Linked DNA regions of Homo sapiens: regions 2 and 3 are each linked to region 1. A link is a contact called in ENCODE Hi-C or POLR2A ChIA-PET data. All regions are on one chromosome and are shown on one strand. Each heading gives the region's core, a stretch centred on a gene start or an enhancer-like site at or near the end of the contact. The rest is flanking DNA. Distances are from core to core; before and after follow the strand shown.

Region 1 (4,084 bases), core at 516-3,015:
AAAGTTCTCTAGGTACATTCCTACTACTTTTGGCCTGGGTCACTTCAGCCTCTGGGACTTTCTGATTGTTCCTCACCCAGATGTCCTCATGGCTCCTTCTCTCACCCCCTTCAGCTCTTTGCTCAATGGTCAACTTCTCCAGAAAGGCCTTCCCTGACCACATCATAAAATCGCACCACCTTCCCCCACCAACATGCCCCACCTTCCTCCTCTGCTTGATTTTTCTCCATAATACTGAGCACCACTGATACTTTAATCAGTGCACTGTCTGTCTTCCCACCACTGAAATGTAAGTGTCACAAGGGCACAGATTGCCATCTATTTTGTCCACTGCTCTCTCCCCTGCTCCCAGAATAGTGTCTGACACTAAGTAGGTATGCAGTAAATACTTTTTGCAATGAAGGAAATGACTCACACATACTCAGAGGCCCAGAACACAGAAGTTAGAAGGAACTTTAGCATTTTACAGGTGAGGAGCCAGAGATGAGACCTGCCCTAGGCAATGCTTCTAGTTAGCACCAGAGTTGGAAACATGTTGAGTAAAGCAAGGCTTTCCATTCATTCACAGTAACCCTCCCACACATACACAAGCCCACACAGACCATTTGGCACAACCTCAGCAGACTAGAAGATGAGATGATGGGGTTCAGTTTAGAGGCTCCCCAGCCCTCCACTGCTTATCAGCTGACTTAGTTCTCACTCTGATTCTGACTCCCCCAGAGCTGACTGACTCTGGCTCCCCCAGGGCAAGCTGCCTCCACTGGCAAAGGCTGCCATACAGAACCCAAGAGGAAGAGAAGCTAAAAGCCAGGAGGAGGAAAGGGAGGAGGAGTGGGAAGAGGAAGAGTCGGGGGAGCACAAGAGTGTTGAAGAGGAAAAGGCTGGCAACCTGGGGGAATAGGCCCGGCAGCTTCTAAGCACAAGCGACCCACCAGACGCTCCCTGCAAGCACGAATCAAACCAAAGCCAGCTACCCTGCCACCTGAACTTTCAAGACACCTACACCAAGATTAAAAGGCAGCTCCAGGAGACACAGCTCTGACAGCCTTCTTGCCTCTCAAACCTCCAGGTTCAGGCATGAGGACAAGGTTTCAGAGCTGCTGCCAGGCCGCTCGGCTGGCTGGACAGCACCAGCACTGGCTTAGGGAGCCGTATAAGGGAAGGAGGTGGGGGTGGGAGGGCTGGCAAGAGCCAGCGCACCCTGCCAGCCTTTGCCTTTTGCATGACTTGCCGGGAATGCCCCCATCAGACCAGCAGAGAGACAGGTGGACTCCAAGGTGGATTGGAGGAGAGAATGGGCAGCGCAGTGGGAAAGGAAGAATTTCATAGGAACAAGGAGGGTTTGAAGAATCAGCAAGACAGAGGGGACCCAGCACAGAGAAGTGGCTGGGGGGAATAAAAACAAATTCACGTTACCTTCCAGCCGTCCCTCTGGACCAAAAGGTACGGGGCTCCCCGCAGCAAAGCAATAGCAGAGGCTCCAGAAACAGAGCAGAGGAACGGAGTTGCTCATCCTGCCCCGCCACACCCCCTCCCAAGAAACAGAAGTTTTAAAAAACAAAAACCACCTCTTGGTGTTTCCAGCAATCCCGGCCGGTAAGACCCTTCTCTCGGCCAGGGGCTGGGGGACTGGAGGCAGAGAAGGTGGAAAATGAAAACTTGGCGGCACGGAGCCCGGGCGGTGGCAGGGAGCGAGTGTCAACGGCTTGCCCCAGAACGAGATCTGCCCTCGTCCTGAGCCGCCGGGAGGCAAGGACTCGCTGCTGTCACGCTCCTATAGAGGTAGTTTTTAAAAGTATGGGAGTCATCTGACCCATCGCCAGATGGTGATTTGCATAATTTATTCCCGTCTCTGGGCTCTGATTGGTCACACCTTGCTGACGCCGGAACCGAGACTGGAGAAAGTTTGAATGAAAGCGCTGCACACTCACCGCGTGGACGCCGCACGCTCGGCCCCGCTTCCTCCCGGGCCCGCTCCGCAGGCAGCTGCGACTCCAGCAGCTCCAGCTTTCTCCCACTGCCCTCCTCCGGACACCCAGATCCTCCTCTCCCCACTGCCATCCCAAGTGGCGGAGGCGGACATTTCCCTGAAACTCTGCGTCCGCTGGGGAGGCGATCCCTGGAGAAGGAGAGCATCCTCTCCAAGGCTCAAAGCCACACTCTCTCTGGGAGTGGTCTATCCGCTCCCTGGGCCGGGAGTCCGTCGGGGGAGAGCCACCTGGTCATCCCCTTTGTCCTCCTCTTCTCCCTCCCTTCCCGCCTAGCGAGGGCCGCAACAGGTGCAGAAGGCGCGGCCGCACAATAACCCGGCGGAGCTAAGGGGCTGTGAGCTGCGGCCGGCGCTGGAGGATCGCACAGTACCTGCTCGGAATGCTCGCTCCGCCACTAGCTGCAAAACTCCAAGCGAGCCAGCCAGCTTCTCCGAGGCGGTTCTCTCGTCCGCAATACGTGGGTGATAATGTATCGGCGGCTTAGGGATGTTGGGAAAACTAAGAGTTCACGTAGCAAAGCACTTAGCGAGGCGCGGAGCTCGTGGCAGGCGCTCTCCTACGGTGGGGTGGAGGGCTACGGGAACACCAGGCGACCTCCTCAAAGGGACCAGTGAGCCGAGATTTGGAGTCTAAGACGCGTGGCCAGAGCCCAGTGTCTGCCGATGAGCACTCACTCCTTGGCGAGTGAAATCAAGCATCTCCTTTCTCTCTGTTCTCCATCATTTCCTCCCGGCTCTCCTTCCCTTTATTGATCCGGGTCCTGCGGCAGAAAGCAGCGAGCGGAGGGAGAACTTGGCCCGGAGTCTGCGTCTGGCGCTGGGGAGCGGGGACTGAGCCCGGAACACCGACGGGGCGGCTGCGCCAACAACCACTGCGGACGCAGGGCGGGTACGAGAGGCTGAGAGGCTGCGTCCCGCCATCCAGCCTCGCTCCAGCCGGGAGGATCCGGCTCTTTAAGACGATACCCTTAACCCTGCAGTCGCCCGGAACAGGTCCTGCCCCTGCCTGGGGAGGGAAAACCCCCACAGCAGTCCCGCGCCCCTTCCTCCCTAGCGTCGAGGATCCAGCTGGAGAGACCTGTGCGAGGAAACCGAGCCGGAGCCAGCAGATCCTGTTCCGACCTCGCCTCATTACTTTTGTTACTCCAGCTGCCAGCAGAGCACGCTTTGTCCCTCCCGTGTGCTATCATTCATTAACAAGACTCAGGCGGGCTTTAGTTTTTTAGTATAGAACTCAATGGTCTGTGTGCGATGGTAAATATCACCCCCGGATATGTTGTTCCCACTCTGTCTCTCTCTTCATGAGGAAACTATACAGACATAGGTCTAATGTTATCTCCATTTTACAGATGGGAAAACTGAGTCATGGGGACAGGCTGCAGATTTGAAGAAAGTCTCAAGACAACCAGGTCTCTCTTCTCTGCTCTAGGTTCAATTTGGCCAATTGACCTTTAAATGTGAGCTCTTGGCAACCTGGTCTAGTGGCTGAGGCAGGGGGTAAGCTGTAGTCAAAAGTCCTCTTCCCTAACCCTGGCAACATAGACACTCATCTCTACCAAAAAAAATTTTTAAATTAGCCAGGCAAGGTGGTACACCTGTAGTGCAAGCTATTAATACTTGGGAGGCTGAGGCGGAAGGAGTCCTTGAGCCCAGGAGTTCAGGGCTGCAATGTACCATGATCACACCACTACACTCCAGCCTGGACATCAGAAGAAAAAAACTCCTTCCCTGTTCTGAGTTGCTCATAGCCATGGTCCCTAGAACATTAACTGGATAATGTGGAGAGTGTGTCTTGAGAGCCTTTGTTATAGGTGAGATACCCCCACGGAAGCTAGGGTATTTTGCAGGGTATTGTTGGAAGGTAGTCCTGCAAAGTTAGTTATCCTGCCTAGAAAAAAAGAAAAACCCGGCCGGGCGCAGTGGCTCACACCTGTAATCCCAACACTTTGGGAGGCCGAGGCGGGCGGATCACCTGAGGTCAGAAGTTCGAGACCAGCCTGACCAACATGGAGAAACTCCATCTCTACTAAAAATACACAAAAAATTAGCTGGGCGTGGTGGCGCATCCCTATGATCCCAGCTACTCGGGAGGCT
Region 2 (4,561 bases), core at 57-2,556, 75 kb after region 1:
AAACTTATGGCACGGGAGTAAATTCAGCATTAAAATAAATGTAATTAAAAGGAAAAGAATGTTGGTTGTCTTTATTAGTGAACATATTTCAAGTGTCCTTACAAGATGGATCAAATGAGGATTTTTTAGGATTAGAACTAGAAACACAAGATTGTTTACCCTGCACCATTAAAAACCATTTTCATGGCTGGGCACAGTGGCTCATTTCTGTAGTCCCAGCACTTTGGGAGGTGGAGGCTGACTGCTTAAGCCCAGCCAGGGCAACATGTCAGAACCCTGTCTGTTAAAAAAAAGTAAGTGTGGTGTCACTTGCATGTAGTCCCAGCTAATTGGGGGGCTGAGGTGGGAGGCTGCAGTGAGCACTACTGCACCCCAGCGTGGGCAAGACAGAACAAGACCCTGTCTCAAAAAAAGTTTCATTATCCCAAAAGGAATTTGCAGTGGTTTTCTTTGCAGAACAATCCAGTATGTGAATATACCAGTTGATCATCCCCAGTTGGAAATGGCTCCATTGAGCATTGCCTTTGAGTATGATAACAGCACTCAGGCTCAGGTTTTGAAGCTTTTTAGGTTGATGCTCAACCTGTATCATTTCGTCAATTGATAAAGGGGTTTTGTTTTTGCTATTAGGAACGATGGTACTGTGAACGTTTGTGTGCAGATTTTTGTGTTTTCATTTATTGAGTATATACTAGAGTGGAATTGCTAGATCATAAGGTTACCTGAGTAAACATCTGAGGAACTTCCAAATATTTCCAAAAAGGCTGCACGCTACATTTCCACCAACGGTTTATGAGGGTCCCAGTTTTCACACAACTTCGCCAACACGTACTGACATCCTAGCGAGCGTCAGTACTTTTCGTTTATAAAGTGATGTAACTGCTTCTTTTAAGCAACTGACGTTTGTAAAGTTGGCCTTAATGTTAGTTTGCTCTGCCCTTGAATTTAAGAAACCAGCAAAACTAATAGCTTATCCACAGTTGCCTCAACGGCCTAGCTGCCACCTTCCGTGTGGGTGCCGCGCCGTTTGCACAGGCATCATCCTTTACCGAGATCCTGCGTTCTGGGTCTGGGTGTAGTCAGGTCAGGCTTTCTTCCCGCAGCGAAGCTTTTAGTTGGGCATCTGGGACGCGCAGGACTTTCGCGCTACCTGCAGGCCGCAGAGCCGGAAGCCTCGCCGCGCCCCTTGGGCAACACTGCTGCGTGCTGTGCGACCCCGGGTTGACGCAAGCGCGCCTTTGTCGTCCCCGTTGAAGGCGCCCATTGGCTCGGCTGCGGATCGTCCCTCCCTCCGGAAGTGCGGACATTGTCAGCTGCGTTTCCGCGGTCGCGGGTGAGTGTGCCCGGGCTAGCGGCCTGGGTTGGGCTTTGTAGCTGCTCCGCAGGCCCAGCCCGGGCCGCGCTCGCAGAGTCCTAGGCGGTGCGCGGCCTCCTGCCTCCTCCCTCCTCGGCGGTCGCGGCCCGCCGGCCTCCGCGGTGCCTGCCTTCGCTCTCAGGGTACCTTCCTTCCGCGAGCGCGCTCCTCCGCCCTCCGCCCCGCCCTCCCCTCCCCTCTGTCTGTATTCTTTGTCCACCACCGGCGCCCTCGGAGCTTGCATTTGCCTCTCCGATACTTTATATTGATTTTGTTCTTTTCCGTGGCCAAGTATCGGTTTCACATCCTTTCTATGACCTTCACCGTTAGGCCTCTGTTCTCGTCTCTTTTCAATCATTGTCATTGACTCAACCTGTCCCCGCTCCCTCTGTCTCCACTAAGATGACATGCTCAACTGGATGACTTGGAGGAAGGTGACTTTCCCTGTTATGCCTTCCCTATTTCGGATGGAGCCTCAGACTTTAACTGTCTACTCTGTTGTCTGGACTTAAGTTGAGTGAAAGAAGATTCCTCTGCAACAGCTTTAATCCGTTTTGCTCGCTTTGTTGGCTTGGAGCGAATAATTAAAATAATAATATCTCGTAGCCACCTTCTAGACTTTTCTGACCCAGTTTCCATATGTGTGAAGTAAAATATCTTACCGAAGTATTATTATGAAGATTAAAAGATAAGATACAAATAGGCTTCATTCCGAAGAGAGCTAAAAAGTCTCTTAAAAGCCGTAATTGTGGCGTAAGTGATTAGTAGTATTTGTCCTCGAGAGTTTATGTACATCGTACTGTGTGCGAACTTACTTAAAACACAATTGCAGAAGTAAAAATGAATCTTTATGATGGAGGGCCTGTCAGTCACTAAACTAGTACTGGTAGCATTGTCAGTTGTTTTGAAGGGGTTTCGTTGGTTTGGAAAGTTTGGTAAAAGTTTGGTAAAAACATGACCATTGTGTTTTTGGAAGAGGAAAAGGCAAGAGCATTGAGGAAAACCAGAACTGGAAATAATGGTCTTAGAAGCTCTAGTTACCAGTTACCTCTGTGAGAACTTTGGACAGGTTACAACTTTTGGATTTTTTTTTTTTTTTAATCTTGAGACAGGGTCTGCCTCTGTGGCCCAGGCTGGAGTCCAGTGGGCCATCATAGCTCACGGCAGTTTCGGCTTTCCTGGGCGCAAGCGGTTCTCTCCTTCCTCAGCTCCCCAAATACCTGGGACTACAGGCGCGTGCCATCACACCTTGCTAATTATTTAAAAAAAAAAATTAGGCCAGGTTCCAGTAATCCCAGCACTTTGGGAGGCCTAGGCGGGAGGATCATTTGAGCTTAGGACTTTAAGATCAGCATGGGCAACACAGTGAGACCTCATCTCTACTAAGAATTAAAAAATCTGTCGGGCATCGTGGCGCAGGGCTGTGGTCCTACCTACTCAGGAGGCTGAGGAAGGGGGATAGCTTGATTCTGGGAAGTCAAGGCTGCAGTGAACTCTGAACACAGGTGGTATGTTTGAGCCACTGCACTTTAGCCTGAGCAACAGAGCAAGACCCTGTCTCAAAAAAAAAAAAATCACTATTGCCCCAGCAATTGATTTTATTTTATTTTATTTTTATTTTTTTTTTTTCTGACACGGAGTTTTGCTCTTGTCACGCAGGCTGGAGTGCAATGGCGCAATCTCAGCTCACTGCGACTTCCGCCTCCCAGGTTCAAGCAATTCTCCTGCCTCAGCCTCCCCAGTAGCTGGGATTACAGGTGCCCACCACCACGCCCAGCTAATTTTTGTATTTTTAGTAGAGACAGGGTTTTGCCATGTTGGCCAGGCTGGTTTCGAACTCCTTACCTAAGATGATCCACCCCCTCGGCCTCCCAAGGTGCTTGGATTACAGGCGTGAGCCACCGCGCCCAGCCTCAATTTACATTTTTGTTTATAGCTCTTGCTTGTAATTCATTTCAAAGACATTCAGATTTGATTCTCTATGCCACCGTTTACCTGTATTGTGAATAATTTTTAAATGTCTAAGCATAGTGATGGTGCTGACTCAGTTGCCAGCAGATGCTACTTAATTTGCAGTATTTTGAAAATAAGAAATCTTTTTTTTGAGACGGAGTTTTGCTCTGTCACCCAGGCTGGAATGCAGTGGCATGATCTTGGCTCACCGCAACCTCTACCTCCCGGGTTCAAGCAATTCTTCCCCCTCAGCCTCCCGAGTAGCTGGGATTACAGGCCTGCTCCACCATGGCTGGCTAATTTTGTGTTTTTAGTAGAGACGGGGTTTCACCATGTTGGTTAGGCTGGTCTCGAACTCCTGACCTCAGGTGATCTGCCCGCCTTGGCCTCCCAAAGTGCTGGGATTACAGGTGTGAGCCACCACACCCGGCTCATTTTTTAAACTCTAAATAGACATAGTAGCAAGGGTACCCAACCTCACTGATTGAGGATTAAATGAGTTGTTATATGTAAACTGTCTAGCACCTACCAAATGTTGTTGTTTTTCCTTTATAATCAAATTCATGATTAAGGAGCAGTGACTGGAAGTTTGGAAGCAGGCACCTCATTATTATTCATGCCTACCACCTATTATTTCTTTATTTTGAGATGGAGTCTTGCTCTGTCACCTAGGCTGGAGTGCAGTGGTGGGATCTCGGCTCACTGCAGCCTCTGCCTCCTGGGTTCAAGCAATTCTGCCTCAGCCTTCCGAGTAGCTGGGATTACAGGCGCATGCCACAACACCCCGCTGATTTTTGTATTTTTAGTAGAGACAGGGTTTCACCATGTTGGCCAGGCTGGTCTCGAACTCCTCACCTCATGATCCACCCGCCTTGGCCTCCCAAAGTGCTGGGATTACAGCCATGAGCCACTGCACCTGGCCTATTTCTTTACCTTGTAGATAGCAGCTTTTTATTTAATAAAGTCTTTTTTTTTTAGCAAATATAATAGTATGTTTTAAGTTTTTCCTACACTGTAGAAATAGTCCTTTCGTGTGTGTGTGTGTGTGTGTGTGTGTGTGTGTGTATATATATATATATATATATTTTTTTTTTTTCTTTTTTTGAGACAAAGTGTCTCTGTGTCATCCAGGCTGGAGAGCAGTGGCATGAACACGGCTCACTGCAGCCTCAACCTCCTGGGCTCTAGTGATCCTCTTGTCCCAGCCACTTATGTAGCTGGGACCACAGGAGTATGCCACCATGCCCAGCTAAT
Region 3 (3,955 bases), core at 999-3,498, 120 kb before region 1:
TCCAAGGACAGTAGCTGTCATGGACTGACTTGTGCTTCCCCAAATTTCACGTGTTGAAGCCCCAAGCCTCAGTACCTCAGAATGAGACTGTATTTGGAGATAGAGCCTTAGAGAAGTAAAGTTAAGGTGAGGCCTTTAGAGTGGGCCCTAATCCAATCTGATGTGTGTCCTTATAATTAGAGGAAATTTGAACACACAAAATAGAGAACAAGGATGGTCCTGCACAGAGGAAAGACCATGTGAGCAAGAAGAGAGCCATCTGCAAGCCAAGGAGAGAGGTCTCAGGAGTAACCAACCCTGCTGACACCTTCATCTTGGACTTCCAGCCTTCAGAACTTCAAGAAAATAAATTTCTATCATTTAAGCCACCCAGTCTGTGGTATTCTGTTATGGCAACCCTAGCAAACAAATACACTAACATATTGTCTGCAAATTGGGATAGCTTTTTTAAAAAACCCATTTTTATGCTTCTGAGTCAGGGGTCCCCAATCCCCGGGCCATGGAGCAGTACCGGTCTGTGGCCTGTTAGAAACTGGGCTGCACATCAAGAGGTGAGCCTGTGGCCTGTTAGGAATCGGGCTGCACATCAAGAGGTGAGCAGCAGGTGAGTGAGCATTAGTGCATGAGCTCTGCCTCCTGTCAGATCAGCAGCGGCATTAGATTCTCATAGGAGCGCGAACCCTATTGTAAACTGTGCATGCAAGGGATCTGGGTTGTATTCTCCTAATAAGAATCTAATGGCCAGTGAGACCATTCCCCACCCCCTTCACCCAGGGGAAAAATTGTCTTCCACAAAACCAGTCCCTGGTGCAAAAAAAGTTGGGGACTGCTGTTCCAAGTGATTTCTCTCATTTACTTTTATTAGGACACTAGCATAATATTGAATCATAGTGGAAATAGTCCTGATCTTTAAAAATGTACCTTTGGTGTTTTTGCAGGGGTTATGATTATGTGACCCAGAGCTGGAGGAATAAAATAAATATAGCTAATATTTATTGAACAATTGTAATTTCCTTCTCTGTCTTCACAGAGCATCCCAGCAAACACCCACCTCATTTCATCCCAAATGAGGGAAAAGCAGCTACATGTCTGACTTGAGTTTTGGACGGTGATAGTCCCAGTCATTTTAAATCAATCAAGATTGTCTTTGTACCCCATCACAAAACCGCACCCCAGTTTTTCTTCTTAGGCAAATCCATAGGAGATGGCCCACTAGGTAAAATCTCTGGGAACTCCAGACCATCTACCTTGGCAAAGTTTTATGGTACTGTCCAATAAAAATGCAACATGAGCCATATTTGTAATTTAAAGTTTTTAAATTGTCACTTTGAGAACATTAAAAGAAAGTGGGTTAAATTAATTTAACAATATATTTTATTTAACCTAATCCATTTGTAATATTATCACTTCAACATGTAATCAAATTTTACATTTTTTTCACACAAAATCTTCAAAATCTGCTGTGTGTGTAAAACATACAGCAGATCTCCATTTAGACTGCACACTTCAAGTGCTCAATAGCTACACGTGGCTGGTGGCTACTGTGTTGGGGAGCACAGGTTTAGGAGAATCAGTATTCCTATTTCTCCAAGGAAAAATGAAATTATATTTATTGAATACCAAGGCACCATAGTTGTTTTAATATACACGATCTCATTTAATCTTCATTATAATGCTATACAGCTGGTATGATCGCCCACATTTTACACATGACGCTGAAGATCAGAGATATTAACTAACTTCCCCAAGCTCACACAGTCATTTGATTTCAAAATTAATGCTAAGAACTATCTAACCACCTGGGAAAGACTGACTGAGCCTGCAGGCAGAGTAGGGAGAATGCAGCCAGAAATCACTCCATACTCACAGGAAAGAGAAGAAACAGCAATCATAACTGACTAGGAGCACAGTTTCCTCTGCTCAGAAGGAGGTTTACAAAGATGTCTAGTCCCTCCCCAGCACTTGCTGTCTGCACGCAAATTGCATACGTGACTATATCCTGTCTCACATTGCTTTCTCAATAAAAATGAGGTACCTCAACGAGACCTTCATTGTCTCAAAAGCGGGGATGTAAATTCCTATTTCTCTCCTTGTGTCCTCTACTCAGTAGAGATTGTGGGCATGATAGGTGCTCATGACTAATTGATAAAACAATAGGAAGTTTCTGTGTCTGACCCTGAATCTTATCCCATGGGTAATCTTTAGAAACAAAAAGGTATTTCCTATTTGCCTTTCTAAAGTTTTAGTCCCTGTTGCTCCAGTTCCAGGCAGTCAGTCTTGGTGTGGAGACAGCTTTCTTTGTCCCTAACATGAGCAAGACTTCCTGGTGGGAACTGGTGAATTGATTATATCTTGCACCCTGCACATGTATCTCTTCCTGGAGTTGAGCCAAAAGGCCAGAATGTAAACATTCAGAACCTCCCTTGTTTCACAATTTTTAAATTTTATACAGAGTCAGCTTTCTTGGTATCAAAGTTTACAGGAACCAGAGTCCACAGCCTGCTGGTAAATGGGCAATCGGGAGAGCCCATCAGCCACTTGGGAACAGCCAGGCATAAATTTTCTCCTGGCCACTGCCTCCACCGTGGCTATAGCTGTGTCCAGCACACACAGTAGTGCTTAAACAAATATCTGCTGGAGAGCAGATGGATGGAAGGATGGATGGATGGATGGATGGATGGATGGATGGATGGATGGATGTTTACATTAATGATAGGCCAACAAATGGTTGGAAGAATGGATGGAAAGATGGATGAAAAGATGGAAGAATGGGCCAGGTGCGGTGGCTCATACCTGTAATCCCAGAACTTTGGGAGGACAAGGCAGGCAGATCACGAGGTCAGGATTTCGAGACAAGCCTGACCAATAGTGAAACCCCGTCTCTACTAAAAATAGAAAAATTAACCAGGCATGGTGGCATGCGCCTGTAATCCCAGCTATTCGGGAGGCTGAGACAGGAGAGTCACTTGAACCTGGGAGGTGGAGGTTGTGGTGAGCTGAGATCGCACCACTGCACTCCAGCCTGGGTGACAGAGCAAGACTCCGTCTCAAAAAAAAAAAAAAGGAAAAAAGAAAAGATGGAAGGATGGATGGATAGATACATTAATGATAGGCCAACAAATGGATGGAAGAATGGATGCAAGGACAGATGAAAAGATGGAAGGATGGAAGGATGGATAGATGGATGGTTGGATGGACGGATGGATAAATAGATGCATGATTCCTGCTTAGTGTGTCTGAAGTGGGAATCTGTAATCTGACCATTTTTCCAACTCCTATGGTAATTCTGATGATTGGTCAAGGCTGGAGCAGCTCTCAGCCCTGTCCCCTGGCCCTGCAACTTCTGGACCTTTTACTTTGTGACTAGGACGGGAATCAAAATCTCCCTTCTTACTCATTATCTGAAGAACCACAGCCTGTTTACTGAGAGGAGCTTTCTAGATTCTCCCATTCAGAGATGATAAGGTGTCAACTCTCAGTTTGAGCTTGCTTGGCCTGCAACTTTTTTTAAATCTGAATTAGTTGGCAACATTTAAAATTAGATGATTTTTCTAAAATCTGGATTTCTGAATTTTCTTGGGAATAAAAAGACAGAGAGAGAGAGAGAGAGAGAGAAGTCTTGGTAGAATTGGGTCATTATTCTTGCAAGGCACTGGAATCAAGACCCAGAGAGAAGAAGTCATTTGGATGGGTTCAGGCTGTTAGCCAAGGGCAGACAATCCAGATCCCCCAGTGCCCAGAGATCCAGATTCCCACGTCTTTCCCTGCTGCATGTTAACTGTCAAAACAGGTCAAGAAGACTGAGATCTAAAATGTGTTCAAGGAAAATGAAGTAAGAAGTTGGCTAATTAAAGCATGGTCATCATCATGATTGTTACCACCATTGTCACCTTAAAAAATTATAGAGCGTGTATTATTTATAAAGCACCCTTTCATGCAACAGAACAAGAGACAC

Evidence for each region. Hi-C counts contacts between places; a loop is a spot of excess contacts on that map. ChIA-PET counts read pairs that join two places held with the same protein, here RNA polymerase II (POLR2A). Pooled maps may share reads with other maps.
Region 2: a loop to region 1 is called in a pooled map, with 4 times the contacts of the local background. The contact joins the promoter of C18orf32 here to the promoter of LIPG in region 1. A Hi-C loop is called at or near these places in 1 of 168 maps with a recorded cell type or tissue (posterior cingulate gyrus), 3 of 37 single-sample maps with no recorded cell type and 10 of 50 pooled maps. POLR2A ChIA-PET finds 5 or more read pairs at or near these places in 8 of 52 experiments (AG04450, H1, MCF 10A and 5 more).
Region 3: a loop to region 1 is called in a map of endothelial cell of umbilical vein, with 7 times the contacts of the local background. The contact joins the enhancer-like site here to the promoter of LIPG in region 1. A Hi-C loop is called at or near these places in 6 of 168 maps with a recorded cell type or tissue (IMR-90, MCF 10A, PC-3 and 3 more), 1 of 37 single-sample maps with no recorded cell type and 5 of 50 pooled maps. POLR2A ChIA-PET finds 5 or more read pairs at or near these places in 1 of 52 experiments (MCF 10A).

The regions. Positions count from the first base shown.
Region 1 is chr18:49,559,738-49,563,821 of GRCh38, reverse strand. It overlaps LIPG (lipase G, endothelial type), which reads right to left and starts at 1,765. Exons shown (of 10, transcript NM_006033.4): 1 at 1,417-1,765. The coding sequence starts at 1,513. RefSeq lists an enhancer at 1,058-1,558.
Region 2 is chr18:49,483,979-49,488,539 of GRCh38, reverse strand. It overlaps C18orf32 (chromosome 18 open reading frame 32), which reads left to right and starts at 1,306. Exons shown (of 3, transcript NM_001035005.4): 1 at 1,306-1,497. All of the region lies in intron 5 of RPL17-C18orf32 (RPL17-C18orf32 readthrough), which reads left to right. It overlaps RPL17 (ribosomal protein L17), which reads left to right. Exons shown (of 7, transcript NM_001035006.5): 7 at 1-59. The coding sequence ends at 21. MIR1539 (microRNA 1539) reads right to left here and starts at 1,167; the gene lies at 1,118-1,167. RefSeq lists an enhancer at 1,248-1,407 and a silencer at 1,448-1,577.
Region 3 is chr18:49,683,869-49,687,823 of GRCh38, reverse strand. The region is part of intron 2 of LOC105372112 (a long non-coding RNA gene); the gene reads right to left. Among named protein-coding and RNA genes, the nearest start is that of LIPG, 120 kb to the right of the region's middle. Within about 2 kb of position 2,248, at least 3 of the 41 ENCODE cell types and tissues checked have a DNase peak (open chromatin) inside an H3K27ac peak, as active enhancers do; they include PC-9 and endothelial cell of umbilical vein, where a contact is called at or near this core.